Linked DNA regions of Homo sapiens: all the other regions are linked to region 1. Evidence: chromatin contacts called from ENCODE Hi-C or POLR2A ChIA-PET data. All regions are on one chromosome and are shown on one strand. Each heading gives the region's core, a stretch centred on a gene start or an enhancer-like site at or near the end of the contact. The rest is flanking DNA. Distances are from core to core; before and after follow the strand shown.

Evidence for each region. Hi-C counts contacts between places; a loop is a spot of excess contacts on that map. ChIA-PET counts read pairs that join two places held with the same protein, here RNA polymerase II (POLR2A). Pooled maps may share reads with other maps.
Region 2: a loop to region 1 is called in a map of CD8-positive, alpha-beta T cell, with 2.7 times the contacts of the local background. The contact joins the promoter of PPTC7 here to the enhancer-like site in region 1. A Hi-C loop is called at or near these places in 1 of 168 maps with a recorded cell type or tissue (CD8-positive, alpha-beta T cell), 1 of 37 single-sample maps with no recorded cell type and 9 of 50 pooled maps.
Region 3: a loop to region 1 is called in a map with no recorded cell type, with 4 times the contacts of the local background. The contact joins two enhancer-like sites. A Hi-C loop is called at or near these places in 7 of 37 single-sample maps with no recorded cell type and 4 of 50 pooled maps.
Region 4: a loop to region 1 is called in a map of mammary epithelial cell, with 2.9 times the contacts of the local background. The contact joins two enhancer-like sites. A Hi-C loop is called at or near these places in 1 of 168 maps with a recorded cell type or tissue (mammary epithelial cell) and 1 of 50 pooled maps. POLR2A ChIA-PET finds 5 or more read pairs at or near these places in 2 of 52 experiments (GM12878 and activated CD4-positive, alpha-beta T cell).
Region 5: a loop to region 1 is called in a map with no recorded cell type, with 4 times the contacts of the local background. The contact joins the promoter of MYL2 here to the enhancer-like site in region 1. A Hi-C loop is called at or near these places in 5 of 37 single-sample maps with no recorded cell type and 4 of 50 pooled maps.

What each region holds. Positions count from the first base shown.
Region 1 is chr12:111,437,176-111,440,405 of GRCh38, forward strand. The region is part of intron 2 of SH2B3 (SH2B adaptor protein 3); the gene reads left to right. It overlaps LOC124903019 (a long non-coding RNA gene), which reads right to left. Exons shown (of 2, transcript XR_007063462.1): 1 at 773-3,230. Among named protein-coding and RNA genes, the nearest start is that of SH2B3, 33 kb to the left of the region's middle. RefSeq lists enhancers at 1,443-1,956, 2,969-3,230. Within about 2 kb of position 1,461, at least 20 of the 41 ENCODE cell types and tissues checked have a DNase peak (open chromatin) inside an H3K27ac peak, as active enhancers do; they include CD8-positive, alpha-beta T cell, where a contact is called at or near this core.
Region 2 is chr12:110,581,783-110,585,012 of GRCh38, forward strand. It overlaps PPTC7 (protein phosphatase targeting COQ7), which reads right to left and starts at 1,536. Exons shown (of 6, transcript NM_139283.2): 1 at 1,027-1,536. The coding sequence starts at 1,249. RefSeq lists silencers at 1,169-1,318, 1,359-1,688.
Region 3 is chr12:110,667,663-110,670,892 of GRCh38, forward strand. All of the region lies in intron 3 of HVCN1 (hydrogen voltage gated channel 1), which reads right to left. It overlaps LOC124903017 (a long non-coding RNA gene), which reads left to right. Exons shown (of 2, transcript XR_007063460.1): 2 at 2,459-3,230. Among named protein-coding and RNA genes, the nearest start is that of HVCN1, 20 kb to the right of the region's middle. RefSeq lists enhancers at 1,360-1,459, 2,510-2,649. Within about 2 kb of position 1,574, at least 5 of the 41 ENCODE cell types and tissues checked have a DNase peak (open chromatin) inside an H3K27ac peak, as active enhancers do.
Region 4 is chr12:110,894,978-110,898,207 of GRCh38, forward strand. All of the region lies in intron 9 of CCDC63 (coiled-coil domain containing 63), which reads left to right. Among named protein-coding and RNA genes, the nearest start is that of MYL2, 24 kb to the right of the region's middle. Within about 2 kb of position 1,719, at least 2 of the 41 ENCODE cell types and tissues checked have a DNase peak (open chromatin) inside an H3K27ac peak, as active enhancers do.
Region 5 is chr12:110,919,329-110,922,558 of GRCh38, forward strand. MYL2 (myosin light chain 2) reads right to left here and starts at 1,251. Exons shown (of 7, transcript NM_000432.4): 1 at 1,199-1,251. The coding sequence starts at 1,201. RefSeq lists an enhancer at 1-2,059.

The DNA.
Region 1 (3,230 bases), core at 211-2,710:
TTGGAGGGTTTACTGGGTGACGGATGGATGAGCACTTGGGTAGGGGCCTGGGACCCCCAAAGCCCTCAGATGTCTGGGAAATAGGGGGATGTTCTGGCTGGGGAGGTTTCTGTTTCTGGCATTGGGGGGCTCTTGCCAGGAAAGGGCTTTTCTGGCAGCCATGTGGCTTTTCTGGAAGCTTCTCCCTTCTCTTTCCTCCTCCCCTGTGGGGAAAGGGCACCTGAGGCAGCAGGGTGCAGACCAAGGGGGGATCTGGCCCATAATGAACAGGGTGGTGGGGGTCTAGGAGCCGCTGCCCTGTGGACTGGGCCCACTGGGCATTCAGGGCAGCAGGCAGGCTCACTTGCAGAAGTCCAAGGAGTGGGTTCCATTATCATCCCCATTTTACAGGTGAGGAAACTGAAGCACAGCAGGCCAAAGTAATTTGCTCAGGGCCCTGCATTTGAAGGGTCTGTGAAGGAGGGGCCAGGCTTGGGGTCCTGGTGGGGGGCATAGCAGAGAAGCGCCCTGTGGCCTGTAGTTCCCACACTGATTCAGTCGCTGGAACTGGCTCATTGCCTTCAGTTTGCCCCCCAAGGAGCTTGGGAAAAGGGGGCTGAGATCACCCATCACACCCCATACCTCCCTCTGCTTCCCAGGCACTTGAGAGCTTGGGGGTCCCAGGTACCTACCCAAGTGCTCATCCATCCATCCACCCGGCAAACCCTCCAAGTACCTCCTCTGGGCCTGCCCCAGGGCTGGGCCTCAGCTGGCAGCAAGGTTTGGTGCCCACCCCAACCCCAAGAGGAACTCTCCCAGTCAGATGGTGGAGGCAGTTGCGTCATCAGGAAACCATGGCCGGTTCGATAAGCTCAGTGCTGAGGGAGAGGCACAGGAATTGCACTAATCATGACTCAGTGGTCAGAGAAGGCTCCCTGGAGGAGAGGAGGTTTTCTCTGCTGGGACATGCAGTTTGGGTCAGGCAGGGCATCACAAATGCAGGGGCTGGGTGGCAGGGGAAGGTGTGGGCGGGAAGGCGGCTGGAGGGAGACCAGGTGTTGGGGGTGCTGGGGCTGGGGGTGGGCAGATGAGGATTGGAGCCCTGGCTCAACTTCGCTATTCCCCATGGCTGGGGCACTGTGTGATTTTGCCTCCCAGAGTCTGTAGCATGGGGGCTCCTGATGGTGCCCTTGCGGGGAGGTCAGGGGGCTGACACACCTGAGCCTGCCTTTCAGCCTGCCCTCTTCCCTGGCCAGCTGGAGGGGCCTTGGGAGGCCCACCCCAGCCCTGAGAGCACTGGCTTGTAGCATCCCTATCACTCATGGTCTTCACTGGGGTGGGGGATGGCAGTAGGGGCAATCATCCCCTATGCCCCCCGTTACCCAGCACAAAGGATGCTTAGCCAGCAAAAGGCTTATGATGAATGTTGAGCACCCACCACCTAGCAGGCACTGGCTCGCGGCCAAGGACACCACGTGAGCAAAGCCAAGTCACGGCAGAGACCTGCATCAAGGAATGCGCAAGACCAGCTCATAGGACAACAGGCAGGGAAGGAAGTGAAGGGGCTTTGCGGCTCAGGATTTAGATACTGTGGTCAGGGAGGGCCTCCCTGAGGAGATGACACTTTGAAAAGCAGTCGTATTTGTGAAGCTGTGGGGGGAGCTGCCTCTCTGAGGGCACAGGCCCCGAGTGCACCTGGCACACTGAAGAAGAGTGGAGGCCAGTGTGGCTGGATCAGAGCGAGGGAGGGAGGCCCAAGAGGCTGAGGAGGTAACAAGGGTCTCTCAGATGAGGACCACAGGGGAGTTTTTGTTTTTGTTTGTTTGTTTGTTTGAGACAGTCTTGCTCTGTTGCCCAGGCTGCAGTGCAGTGCAGTGGCGCAATCTTGGCTTACTGCAGCCTCTGCCTCCCGGGTTCAAGTGATTCTCCTGCGTCAGCCTCCCAAGTAGCTGGGACTACAGGTACCTGCCACCATGCCCGACTAATTTTTGTATTTTTGTATTTTTTTGTGTGAGATGGAGTTTCGCTTTTGTTGCCCAGGCTGGAGTGCAGTGGCACGATCTTGGCTCACCACAACCTCTGCCTCCTGGGTTCAAGCGATTCTCCTGCCTCAGCCTCCCGAGCAGCTGGGATTATAGGCATGTGTCATCACACCTGGCTAATTTTGTATTTTTAGTAGAGACAGAGTTTCTCCATGTTGGTCAGGCTGGTCTCTAACTCCTGACCTCAGGTGATCTGCCTTGCCTCGGCCTCCCAACGTGCTGGGATTACAGGTGTGAGCCACCGCACCTGGCCTAATTTTTGTATTTTTAATAGAGACAGGGTTTCACCATATTGGCCAGGCTGGTCTTGAACTCCTGACCTTGTGATCTGCCCGCCTCGGCCTCCCAAAGTGCTGGGATTACAGGCGTGAGCCACTGCGCCCAGCCGGGAGTTTCTTTTGAGATGAGATTTTGCTCTGTTGTCGAGGCTGGAGTGCAGTGGCACCATCATAGTTCACGGCAGCCTCAACCTCCCTGCTTCAGCCTCCTGTAGCTGCAGGGGAGTTTTGAGCAGAGGAGGGTAGGCTGGAGCAGCATCGTGGGGGTGGAAATAGCTAATTCTGGACAGACTTGGGCGTAGTCTGATGGGACAGATGGCAGTTTTTGATGCTGCCCAACTCCCAGAGGGCCCAGGTGTCACACTGTTTTCCAGCCTGGCTCCTCTCTCCTCACTGGGGGCTCCTTGTGAATACCCCTTTCCCCCAGCAGTTGTCTGGGACTGGAATCCTGGCTGCTCAGCTCCCAGCATCCACCACTTTCTGCCTTTGAGGGATGGGCCGTGCCTCCCCTCCTGCACATCTTCTGTGGCTCCCTGGCATCTGGGGGGAAGATGGGGGACAGAGGCCTCCCTGCCCAGCTCTCTTGACCTCCCTCAGACCCCAGCCAGCTCAGACGCCGGTGGGTTTCAGATCCACCCAGGTCCCATGTTAAAATGCAGATTCCAAACTCCCTTCCAGATGTCCTGTGCCAGAAGGTCATAGAAGCACCCTGTGCTGTGTTCCCTCCCCCTTGGAGGTCTCTTGAGCCTTCTCATCTGTGAAGTAGGTGAAGGCACAGGAGGGCCACGTGAGGCTCACACACACTGCTCCTTGCACGGAGCTGGCCCGGGGCAGGGTGGTGAGGCTTCTCCTTCATAAATCTCACTGTCCATGATGCCCAGGATTGTCCTTTGCTCTGGAACCATGACGTCCTACTTGGTTTCGTCGTGTC
Region 2 (3,230 bases), core at 286-2,785, 860 kb before region 1:
GCCTCAGCATATGAAATTTAAAGTAACCAAAAACTTAGTCTCACCTGGGAAGGGAAATCAAAGTGACATTTGAACCCAAGTTCAATGACAACACGTCCTTCAATTTCAAAGCGAGCGCATTGCTTTATTCATTCAAAGAGTTTTAACGGCACAATATCCCATAGCATACACAAAATCTCCTAAGGCGTACATTATGGTAAAGTTTCTGACTGCTTGTGAACTATATTTAGCCCTTTCTGCCAGCTCTCTCCGTAGTCTCCCACCCCCAAAAGGTATAACTGGAATAGGCCTCAGGGAGCACCTGTGGCCTGAAAAGGCTGTGACCAATCCTCAGAGCTTTACCGGCTGCAATCTACAAGTAGGCTCGACCATTCTATTTTGGATCAAGGAGACTCTGCCAACCCCCAAGTGACCGCAAGTGGACAAGATCAATTTGGGAGAAAACGCTGTGAGGGTTTTTTCGCCAAGCCAGCAGCCCCCACCGCCACACTCCGAAAAGGGTGAAGATTTGGTTACCATCCAGGCGGCGAAAGAATACGGCCGGGCTGTCTGGGGGCTCACGACTGCCTGTCGGCCGGCGATCCCGCAGCCTGGGCCGGGCTGTGGTGTCGGGAGCACGCGAAGAGGCAGGGATCCCCGGGGCATGCGGAGAGGGAACCAGAACGAGGTTAGGAGCCTGCAGGTGTCGCCCAGGGAGGGGACGAGGTCGCCCAGGGCTGGCACGGCCGAGTGAGACCGAGAGTGTGGCTCTGGACTCGGACAGACCGGTCACACTCTCGGGTTGTGACCTTGAGCACACGACTTGACCGCTGTGCGCCTTAGTTTCCTCCTCTCTAAAATGGGGGTCGTTCAAGCGGAAAACGCGCCTCGGAGCGCTTGGCACGGCGCCTGGCGCATAGTAAGCGCTCCCTCCATGTGAGCGCTCTGGCTCCTTTCGCCGCCGGGAGGAACTGGGGAAGCCCCGCGCGGGGAGTCCCCGGGAGGCGGATCCGAGGCTGGGGCAAGGGAACCGGGTCGGGGACTCACCGAGCACGTCCGCGGAACGGTGCCGGGCCACGAAGCACGCGTCGTCCCCGTAGCACGCGCCCTTCTTGAGGAGGCCCTTACGGAAGTCCTTCCCGAAGCCGCAGCCGGCCGTCACCAGTCCGTAGTCGCCGCCGCCGCCGCCGCCGGCCCTGGGGTCGGTCTGCGAGAGGCCGCCGAGCACGGCGCGGGCCACCAGCCGCCCGTACGAGAGGACCGAGAACATCGCCGCCGCCGCCCCCCCGAGGAGGCGGGGGGCCGGGGGAGCAGGAGGACGCGGAGGCCCGGAGCCGGCTCTCTCCTCAGCCGCAGTCGCGCCGCCGCTGGGGCGCTCCTCAGGGCGGCGCGCAGTGGCCGCCGCCGCCCCTGCCCGACGCGCGGGGCCTCGCACGCGCTCAGCCGCGCGCACCGGAGCCAGAGCGAGGTCAGAAGCGGCGGCTCCTCCGCCTCAGCCCAACTGAAGTCCCGGCTGCAGCGGCCGCCGCCGCCGCCGCCATCTTCCGCTCCACTAGCGTGTTCCGGGCGGTGCCGGCAGCACCGCCCCCTCCCTGGCCCTGCCCCTAGCCCCGCCCCGATTCACCGCTCAGGCCCAAGCCCAGCCCCTTGGGCTCGCTGCCTTATGCAGTCACCAAGGTTGAACATGCGCAGAGGGTGCGGACGCAGTGTCTCTTGGGAATTATAGTCCCGGAGTCGTAGTCACTTTTGACTTGGCTGCCAAAGATTTAGGACCTAGGGGGATTCCTCAGACGCGGGACCTATGTTAAGTTAGTAGGAATTGCAGGTGGGCCACGTGAGGGTTTTCTACCCTGTTTTAACCGTATCTTTTAAAGCCTGTTTTAAATAAATAACGCCACCATTCCTTTAAACAAAAACCTGCAAGAAACCAGAATGGAGTCACATAATGAGAAACAGAGGTACACAGATCTAGTGACACCTCCCCAAGTAATATACTGGAAGGATTTAGGGCGGCAAACTGTTTGGAAAGAAGAGACTTTTTGTAGTCTTTTAGGAAAAATTGAGAAAATGTTATGTGTCCCTATCAGAGTGGGAGGGGACACAGATGGTGTCATGTCCCTTTTGCTAACTGGCCTCTAGCCATGCTCACAGCTGTCTCAAGACCTTTGCCCTTGCTTTCGCTTCTACCCTTTGGAATGTAATTCGTTTACCTGAGGGTCCTGTGTTTTCTGTTGCTGTATCCCCAGAACACGTGAGCACCCAGTAAATATGTGAATGAATGAAAGAATGAATGAATATTTCACTAGATTCTAAGTTTCCCAAGGACAAGGATCATTTGCTGCTCAATTATTAGAATCTAAAGCAATGCCTGGCACACAGTAGGAGAGTGTGTAAATGTCTGTGGAATAAAAGAAGGAATAATGGGCTGGGCGTGGTGGCTCACACCTGTAATCCCAGCACTTTGGAAGGCCGAGGTGGGCAGATCACTTGAGGTCAGGAGTTCAACACCAGCCTGGCCAACATGGTCTCTACTGAAAATACAAAAAAAAATTAGCTGGGCTTGGTGACAAACGATTGTAATGCCAGCTACTCAGGAGGCTGAGACAGGAGAATCGCTTGAACCTGGGAGGCAGAGGTTGCAGTGAGCCGAGACAGCGCCACTGCATTCCAGCCTGGGAGACAGAGCTGGACTCCATCTCAAAAAAAAAAAAAGGAAGGAGTAATGGAATAAGAACACAAATGATAAAAGAAAGTCATGTTTGTTGAATACAGGAATGATTGAGTGAATGGGGTTCACAAACAACAGAAAATGAGCTTTGGGGCAAGTAATTCAATTTAGAGTAATTTTTAGTTTGATTGAAACATATATTTCTCAGAAACAGCAGTCTTTTTCTAGTTCACTTTTAACAAGACCATTGTTACTTTGGGGATTCCCACCTCGTTTTTAAATGGTCCTTTTTTATGCTTTCTTAATATATTTAAAATGCTGCCAACTATCAACTCAACACATATTATTCCGTTATCCTAATTACTGTCATCATTAAACACTTTTGCAGTTCACAGTGTGCCAAGTACTGTCTATATATATGTTTCTGTCTTTAAGAGCTTTCATCAAAATTGGACGGAAGAAATGACTTCACGTAGTGGCATTTTGTCAAATATACAGAACCCAGAAAATGTTCATTTACTGGATAAATGGTATAGTAATGACAATAATGCATTCACACCTTCCTTTTTTTTAATGGCACAAG
Region 3 (3,230 bases), core at 324-2,823, 770 kb before region 1:
CTCAAGTGATCCACCCGCCTCGGCCTCCCAAAGTTCTGGGATTACAGGCATGAGCCCATGCCTGACCCCATACTTTCCTTTGGAAACACCTTACCTGGCAGACAAGAGCAGCCTGTCCTATTTCTCAGTAGTGTGGGAACCTCAAGGTACTTTGCAAAAACCGCATTTATATTTTACAGAAGAGGAAATTTTTCTTTCTGAAACCTTGCAACTGGTGAAGAAGCAACTTTTAGTAATTTGGGATGAAAATATCTAGGGCACTCAGCAGAGCAGAAAACATTTCTGGTTTTCAGTCAAAAGTCTGTCATGCCAGAAGCAGAAAAGCTCCAGAAAAGGGCAAAGATAGGGTTGATCAAGAGAATGTGGTGGGCCTCAGCAGCTTCACCATGCACTCCAGACTCCTAGCATTCATGGACAGACTGATCCTGCCACCACGCCCGGCTAATTTTTGTAATTTTAGTAGTGTGGCGTACAGAGCACCTGCCTCGGTGCCTGGCTCAGAGCAGCCCCCAGCTCTGGAAGTGCCAGCTATGATCATCCCTTAACAACAAAAACTCACCTGGGCATGGTGACTCACATCTGCAATCCCAGCACTTTGGGAGGCCAAGATGGGCAGATCACTTCAGGTCAAGAGTTTGAGACCAGCCTGACCAACATGGCGAAACCCCATCTCTATTAAAAACAAACAAAAAAATAGCCAGGCGTGGTGGTGGGCACTTGTAATCCCAGCTACTTGGGAGGCTGAGGCATGAAAATTGCTTGAACCTAGGAGGCAGAGGTTGCAGTGAGCCAAGATCATGCCACTGCACTCCAGCCTGGGTGACAGAGTGAGACTGTCTCAAGAAAACAAAACAAAAAACCCCAAAACTCTTCTCCTCCAGCTTCATCACCATCCTTGGATATTTCATTTCTCTGCCCACTGCCTGCCTCTGCATCCCTCAGGCTGTTAAGTTACATGAGCTGATACAGCCGCTTTGTGGCTTAAGTGACACTGAGCTGTGTTTCTGTCACTTATAACCCCAAAAGTCTACAGGTGGAGTTGCTGATGCGGGACACCCCCACAGCTCCATCTCCCATGCAAGAATCCTTGCTGTCCCCACTGTACCCTGATGCTCCTCTGCGGTCACCTTTCCATATCAAAACCTGTGACCGTGGCTCCAACCTGCCTGACGGTCCCACACTCTTTGACGCTGTTGAATCTGCTGTGCTTGGCAATCTCGCCCCCTGCTTCTCCTGCTATCTCTGGCCACCCTCCTCAGCTTCCTGTACCATGTCCCTGCCCCATACCAGGAGTCCTGGAGACCTCAGCCTTGACCCTGTCCTTGGGCCGGTGACTCTCTCTTTGGGGGCCTTAGCACAGCTGTGTTCTCGGTGCCGTTCACGTTCAAATCAAAGACTCCAGTCTGATGTTCAAGATCCTGCTGGGTCATTGGTTTGCTGTGACCCAACTGACCTGATTTCTTACCTTTCTCTCCCAGTCCACTCCTCCTTCCACATCCCCTAGGGCACGCTGTCACTTACCTGGCTGCCCAGGCCAAGAACAGAAAATCGTCCTTGGCTCCTCCTTCTCCCTCACACCCCATCGGTTTCACTTCCTGAACCTGGCTGGCACTCCATCGTCCCCTCTCCCTCACCAGAACCTGCCCTGACCCTCCCTCCACCTGCCTGCAGCCAGGGTCCTCCTTCTCCAATGCCAACCTGACTGTGTCCCTGCTGTGCAGCGACCTCCATGCCCACAACTGCCTTCAGGATCGAGTCCCAGCTCTCTTGGCTTCCCCAGGCCCTGGTCTCCCTGCCAGCCTTATTCCTTCCTAGCACCCTGCCTCTGCCAGCCTCCAGCCACATGGAACTTGCAGTTCTAGAGCGGACCACGCTCTCTTGCTTCCAGGACTCCGCATGGCCTGTCCCCATCCCATCTATCTTCCAGGTCTTACACCTAGATTTTACCTTCCCTGGGAGGCCTTCTTTAATTCTCCCTCACCCCAGTTGGGGTGTACGTCACACTGTCTTAACAACCACTGAGACACTGTCCCCACCACATTGGGCTGTGAACGCTGGGAGGGCAGAGACTCTTCCTCAGTCACAGGGAGAGGCTCAAGAAGTGGTTAAGAGGCCGGGCGCGGTGGCTCAAGCCTGTAATCCTAGCACTTTGGGAGGCCGAGACGGGCAGATCACCTGATGTCAGGAGCTCGAGACCAGCCTGACCAACAGGGTGAAACCCCATCTCTACTAAAAATACAAAAATTAGCCAGGCATGGTGGCACATGCCTGTAATCCCAGCTACCTGGGAGGCTGAGGCTGCAGTGAGCCAAGATTGCGCCCCTGCACTCCAGCCTGGGTGACAGAGCGAGACTCCATCTCAAAAAAAAGAAAAAAGAAATGGTTAATAAATGAATGGATTAACAAAATCTTAGGCACTACTCCTTCAAGGTAAACATATTGCTGACCTCTTTTACAGGTATTAGACCAGAAAAACTACCATCTGGGAGAGAAGGGGAAAGTGAAAAAGACAGACCTAGAAGCGAAGGAGAGAAAAGCATTTTGTGGATGCCTATTTTTACAGGCTCAGAAGCCGCCATCTGTGGGAGGGGGAAAGTCCCTAGTTCATTGTTATCTGACAATCGGAGAAAAAGGTACTTTTTAAGAAAGTCAGCCAACTCCCAACTCCCATGGCCTGATGTCCCTTCAGTTTGCATTTCCCTGTTCCCTCCCAGAGCTATTTTGGGGGACTTGATTTGCATATTAACCACCCTCACCCCAAAACTCTAAGACACAATGGCAGCAACGTGTATTACTATGGTTGCTTATTTTATCACACCTCATATCATCTCAGCATGCTGCTAACTTCCTTCCATGCACTATTTCATTTCAATTCCTAACAACCCTGAGGTTGAGGCCATCCTTTAGGGTCCTGGTGAGGGGGGGCCTTGTCCAAGGTCACACACTGTGGGGAACTGGAAAAGCAGGATCTGCCCCTGGGCTCCATGACTTGGAGACTATGTTCTAGAAAACACAGCTGACAGAAAGCCAGGCAGCCAGTGACCGGAGAGCCACCTGCTCAGAGGGTGGAGTAGGTGGAATTGTGCACACCCCCCTAACAATTCCTGTCCCCCTGGACCCTTAGAATGTGACCTTATTTGGAATGTAGGTCTTTGCAGATGTAACTAAAGATGATAAGATGAAATCATACTGGATTTAGGGTGGGCCCTAAATCTGGTGATTGGTGTCCT
Region 4 (3,230 bases), core at 469-2,968, 540 kb before region 1:
GATCTCCGCTCACTGCAACGTCCACCTCCCGGGTTCAAGCGATTCTCCTGCCTCCGCCCCCGAGTAGCTGGGATTACAGGTGCACACCACCATGCCGAGATAACTTTAATTTTTAATTTATTTTTTAATTTTAATTAATTAATTAATTAATTTTGAGACGGAGTCTCGCTCTGTCGCCCAGGCTGGAATGCAGTGGCACGATCTCGGTTCACTGCAACCTCCACCTCCCGGGTTCATGCGATTCTCCTGCCTCAGCCTCCCGAGTAGCTGGGATTACAGGCACGTGCCACCATACCCGGTTAATTTTTTGTATTGTTAGTAGAGACGGGGTTTTACCATGTTGGCAAGGCTAGTCTCCAACTCCTGACCTTAGGTGATCCGCCCGCCTTGGCCTCCCAAAGTGCTGGGATTATAGGCGTGAGTCACTGTGCCTGGCCAGAATCAGTCTTGATAGCAATAGACTCACAGATGTTTCCTACCCCCTGCTAAAGATCACTTCCACCTGCTCTATTCTTGAAACCCTTTATTTCATCATCTCCTTCCCTTTGGGAGAAGTGGTGGGACCACATCCATCATGGGAGGGTTTTGCATAGGAATTAAGCAACCAAGCTCTGGGAGCCTGGCTATGACTTGCAGAAAAGTCACTTCCTAGCTCTGTGACGTTGAGGTAGTGACTCAACCTCTCTGAGCCTCAGTTTCCACATCTGTAAAATGGGGATAATAATCATACCTACTTCTTAGGGCTGTGAAGGTTGAATAAAATCACACATGTATACATTTGGCACACTGTAATGCAGAGAGCTGTACATTGTAGCTATTATTATTGTTGTTGTTATCATGTGAGCCAGAAAAACTGGTAAGTCACCCTCACTTTGTTACTAAATAATTGCCAAAGTGAAGAGTTGAGCTCAAGGTCAAGCCTTTGGATGAGCTTGGTACAGGGAAGCTAAACCTGAATTCACTTTTCTTCTCTGGCCTCAACATTCCTCATCTGAAAACTAGGCCGATTATGAGGCTGAGTTCAGATGATGTGTGTAAAGTACCTGGAATATTTTAGGAGCTAGACATGTATTATAACCACCACATCAAGCTGAACATTGACTTTTAAAAAATGAATCCTGTGATTTTTTTAAAATTGTGATTTTCTTAAATGCACTTTTATTATAATTTATTTATTTTTTGAGACAGAGTCTTGCTCTGTCGCCCAGGCTGGAGTGCAGTGGTGGGATCACAGCTCACTGCAGCCTCAACCTCCCAGGCTCAAGTGACTCTCCCACCTTAGCCTCCTAGTGTGCTGGGATTATAGGCGTGAGCCACCATGCCTGGCCTAATGCATCTTTAGAAAGGGCCGCTCTTGTCATATGGGAAATTTGCAGCCCTGGGAACTAAACATTCTAGTAGCCGGGTGGAGGAAGCCACCTGATGTGCTGGTTGAGAGACTGAGCTCAATTCCTGGCTTCCTTCTCCTGGCTGTATGCCTCAGAGCCTCAGTTTTCTCACCTGTAAAATAGGGGTGTGAATAGGGCCGACCCCTTGAGATCATTATCCGGGATGGTGCGTGCAGAGTTCACCAGTGGGAATGGGGCTGGTTCACCCAGGGTCCAGTTCACCTTTGCAAGCTAAGATCTCTGAGGGAGAGGCAGGAATCAGGGAAGGAAATACCCTAGAACAGTGATCCTCAGTCCAGCTGCACGTCACAATCACCTGGGAGGCTTTAATGAGAACTCCCAGATGCCCAGGCTGCGCCCCAGGCCAATTAAGACTCTGAATCACTGAGGGTGGAGTTGGGCAGCAAATATTTTTAAAGTTCCCAGGTGATACCAGTGTGAAGCCAAGGCTGAGATCCAACAGGCTGGCAGAGCTTCTCAGACTTTACTGTGCACCAGGATCACCGGGAGGCTTGCTAAAACCAGGTGGCCTGGTCCACCCCCAGGGCCTTTGACTGAGTAAGACTGAGGTGGGGGCCAAGAATATGCATTTCTAACAAGTTCCCAGGTGAAGCTGATGCTGCTTGTCCTGGGACCACACTTTAAGAACCACTGGGCTAGGGCAATGTGTTTTAAACTGTGAATGGTAAAATCAGTTTATTGGATGGTAGCCAACATTTTAAAATAGTGAGATAGAACAGAACAGAAGAGAAAATATTAGAACACATAATAAAAATATTGATTCGAGGCTGGGTGCAATGGCTCACATCTGTTAATCCCAGAACTTTGGGAGGCTGAGGCAGGAGGATCATTTGAGCCCAGGAGTTTGAGACCAGCTTGGGCAACATGGTAAGAACTTGTCTCTAATTTTATTAAAAAAAAAAAAAAAGAATATTGATTTGAACTGGCATGGTGGCTCACACCTGTAATCCCAGCACTTTGGGATACTGAGGCAGGAGGATTTCTTCAGCTCAGGAGTTCAAGACCAGTCTGGGCAACACAGCAAGATCCCATCTCTACAAAATTAAAAAAAAACCCAAAAACTTAGCTGGGTGTGGTGTTGCATGCTTGTAGTCCCATCTGCTCATGAGGCTGAGGCAGGAGGATCACCTGAGTCCAGGAGTTCAAGGCTGCAGTGAGCTATGATCACATGACTGCACTCCAGCCTGGGTGACAGAGCAAGACCCCAACTGTGCTTTTTTAAAATATTGATTTGTGAAATTTTATATTCATTTGATTAGATAATATGGATAAATCTACATACACAACATACGTATGTATGTTTGTATGTGTTGGCTGCAATGTATTTCTTCCTGTGGACCACCTTGTTTTTTTTTTTTTTTTTTGAGATAGAGTCTCGCTCTGTCACCCAGGCTGGAGTGCAGTGGCATGATCTCGGGCTCACTGCAATTTCCGTCTCCTGGATTCAAGCAATTCTCCTGCCTCTTCCCCAGTAGCTGGAATTACAGGCACATGCCACCATGCCCAACTAATTTTTGTATTTTTAGTAGAGACAGGGTTTCACCATGTTGGCCAGGATGGTGTTGAACTTCTGGCCTCAGGTGGATCACCATTTTTTAAAAAATGAGTGAACTGGCTGAGCGAGGTGGCTCATGCCTGTAATCTCAGCACAATGGGAGGCCAAAGTGGGAGGATTGCTGGAATCCAGGAGTTCGAGACCAGCCTGGGCAACGTGGTGAAACCCCATCTCTAAAAAAAATACAAAAATTAGCTGGGCATGGTGGCGTCTGCCTGTAGTCCCAGCTACTCTGGAGGCTAACGTGGGAGGATAGCTTGAGTGCA
Region 5 (3,230 bases), core at 1-2,500, 520 kb before region 1:
ACTCAGGTCTCCAAACGGTGATGCTGGAGGGAGCAAAGGACATGACATGAAGTTTCTCCAGAGCCCTCTGGTACCAGTGGATCATAAGCGTTTGTGCATCTTGCAGTGGCTCCTTCACCAACTAGGAGAAGCCACAGGTGTGTCCCTGGGGATGGAGGCCACACCTTCAGATCGCCCCTGCAGGATCCAGCCACTTTTGTTCTGATGCATTTCACAAAAAGCTCAGTAATGCACAGAAGGAGAATTGATTGGAGGGAAAGAAAAAGTCAGGCTCACTAAGCCATGATGAATGCCAAGATGAAATGACAGTTCTTCAAGGTGTTAAAACCCAACTGCGCCCCACACCCCACAATTTTCCCTTGCTCCAAATGGCAGCAAAACCTCCTCTCTGAATGCTCCGTCCTTGCACCACATCAATAGGGCAGAGAAGAGCGAGTTGACCTTTCTTCCCCACCCCACTTCTCTCTGACTTTCAATAACAGCAAATGATTCGGTACTCTACATATGTATTATTTAATTCTCATAACCACTCTGTCAAGTGGATACTATTATTATCATCCCCATTTTACAGGAGAGGCAACTGAGGCTCAGAGAGGTTGGGTCACTTGCCCAAGATCACACAGCCACACACACAGAAGGCAGAGCCGGAGTTGAACTTGGGCGTTGAACTTGGGGAGTTGAACTTGGGCATTCTGACTCCAGAGTTCCTGCCTCTAACCACTCTCCCTCCTGTGCTGACCCTGATTTGGGGACTGCCCACTTCAGGAGGGGGACACCTAACCCAACAGCACAGAAAGAAAGGTTTTAAATTTGCAAGTTCAAAAGGTGAAAACAAAAACATTCTTTTTCCCAGCTGCCTGAACAAGAGAAAAGAATTACAATTTGATCCTTAAAAGCATTCAATCCCATTTTGCAAGTCCTGGGAGTTATTGATTCCTCGAGAGGTCAGTAGACAAGCCATAAAAAAGCCAACTCTCTTATTTTGTGTTTGTGAGTCCCCGAGAGCTGCTGTTATTTGTGGCCTATCGGGGCATTGATTGGGGTTCCTCTGTGCCCGCGCAGTCAATGGGGCTTTTTCCACAAGGGGCTGGAGGCTTTGAGGGCCGCCTTCCTCCCCCTCCGCCGTGGTCCCTCGCTTGTAGTGGCTTCCTCTCCTCGCCCACCCGGCATCATCACCTCCTGGAGCCCTTGTACTCACCATGGTGGAAAGGACCCAGCACTGCCTCCCGAGAAGAATTCCACACTCCGCCCAGCTCTCTGCAGCCCAGGAACAATAAATACTTCCTCCCCATGTTTAAAAATAACCCCATGACCGCTTTTGGCAGTCATAGGTGAGGCGGGCACCACCTAAGGCCCCCCCACCCCATGCCGTTCTTCTGAAGTAAGGGTGGCTCACTCGCCACTGGGTGACACGTGAGCCCCCAAAAAGGCATTCAAGGTTAAAGAGGCAGTAGCTGGGTCATGGTCACGGGGAGAGATGCTGCGCGCTCTCTGCGGTGCTTGGGCCGGGGACACTTGTGCTTGTCAATTTTGAGAAAAAAAATGGCAGGGAGAGGAGACTGCTAAAATGCTCTGTTTTATCAGCCTGGATCTGGCCTCAGGGTCTTTGCACCTGTGTGCCCTCTACCTGGAATGTCTTTCTGTCAGTCATCGCACGGCTCCTTCCTTCACCTCCTTCACTGCATCTTTGCTCATATGTCATCTCCTGAGTGAAGCCTCCCCGACCACCATCTTTAAAATAACCATGAAGGCTGGCACTGTGGCTCATGCCTGAAATCCCAGCACGGCGGGAGGCCGAGGCGGGAAGATTGCTTGAGCCTAGGAGTTTGCGACCAGCCTGGGTGACATAGGGAGATGCCTGTCTCTACGCAAAAGAAAAAAAAATAGCTGTGCGTGGTGGTGCATGCCTATAGTCTCAGCTATTCAGGAGGCTGGGACAGGAGGATCACTTGGGCCCGGGAGGTTGAGGCTGTGGTGAGCCACGATCACACCACTGCACTCCAGCCTGGGTGACAGAGCAAGACCCTGTCTCAAAACAAACAAATAACACAGCCACGCACCTCCTGCGCTCCGATCTCCCTTCTTTGTTTCTCTGCACAGCGTGAGGCAGTCCCGAACACTGCCCACAGTGCACTGACTCATTTTCTTCAGCATCTGTGGAGCGTCAGCTCAGAGGGCAGGGATCACTTTAGTTTCCCTCACCACTGACTGTCTCCCCAGCTCCCAGCTCATGATGCACACAGCAGCAGCTCAAAAATAAATATTTGTTGACTGAAGAAATGACAAATCTCATTGACTGAGCACTGGCACGTGCCGGACACTATGTGCTCATGGCTCCCACACATAATTTTCCAGCCACCCTAGAGGGTGGGGACCACCTCATCATCCATGCCCCCATTTTACAGATGCGGAAACAAAAGCTCAGAGAGGCGAAGTGAGCTGCCCAGGGTCACACAGTGATGGAGCTAGGCGTGGACCCCTCTGGAGGCCCCTTTGTCTCCAGAGTCCAGGCTCTTTAAGAGCCTTGAAAACAGCAGCTGCTCTCAGAATGCAAGGTGTCATTATATAATACTTTTACTGAAGACAGCTTTCCTGCTGGGTGCAGTGGCTTATACCTGAAATGCCAGCACTTTGAGAGGCTGAGGCGGGTGGATCACTTGAGTCAGGAGTTCAAGACGACCTTGGCCAACATGATGAAACTTGTCGCTACTAAAAATACAAAAATTAGCCAGGCGTTGTGGCGCGGGCCTGTAGTCCCAGCTACTCAGGAGACTGAGGCAGGAGAATCGCTTGAGGCCGAGAGGCAGAGGTTGCAGTGAGCCGAGATAGCGCCATTGCACTCCAGCCTGGGCGACAGAGTGAGACTCTGACTCAAAAAAAAAAAAAAAAAAAAAAAGGACGGGCATGTTGGCTCACACCTAGCACTTTGGGAGGCCGAGGCGGGTAGATCACCTGAGGTCAGGAGTTCAAGACCAGTCTGGCCAACATGACAGAACCCCATCTCTACTAAAAATACAAAAATTAGCTGGGCGTTGTGGCACATGCCTGTACTCCCAGCTACTTGGGAGGCTAAGGCAGGAGGATTGCTTGAACCCAGGAGGCGGAGGTTGCAGTGAGCCGAGATCGTGCCATTGCACTCCAGCCTGGGCGACAGAGCAAGACTCCATCTCAAAAACAAAGACCAAAAAAACCCCAAACTAAACCAAAACAACAAAAGATGGCCATCTTCC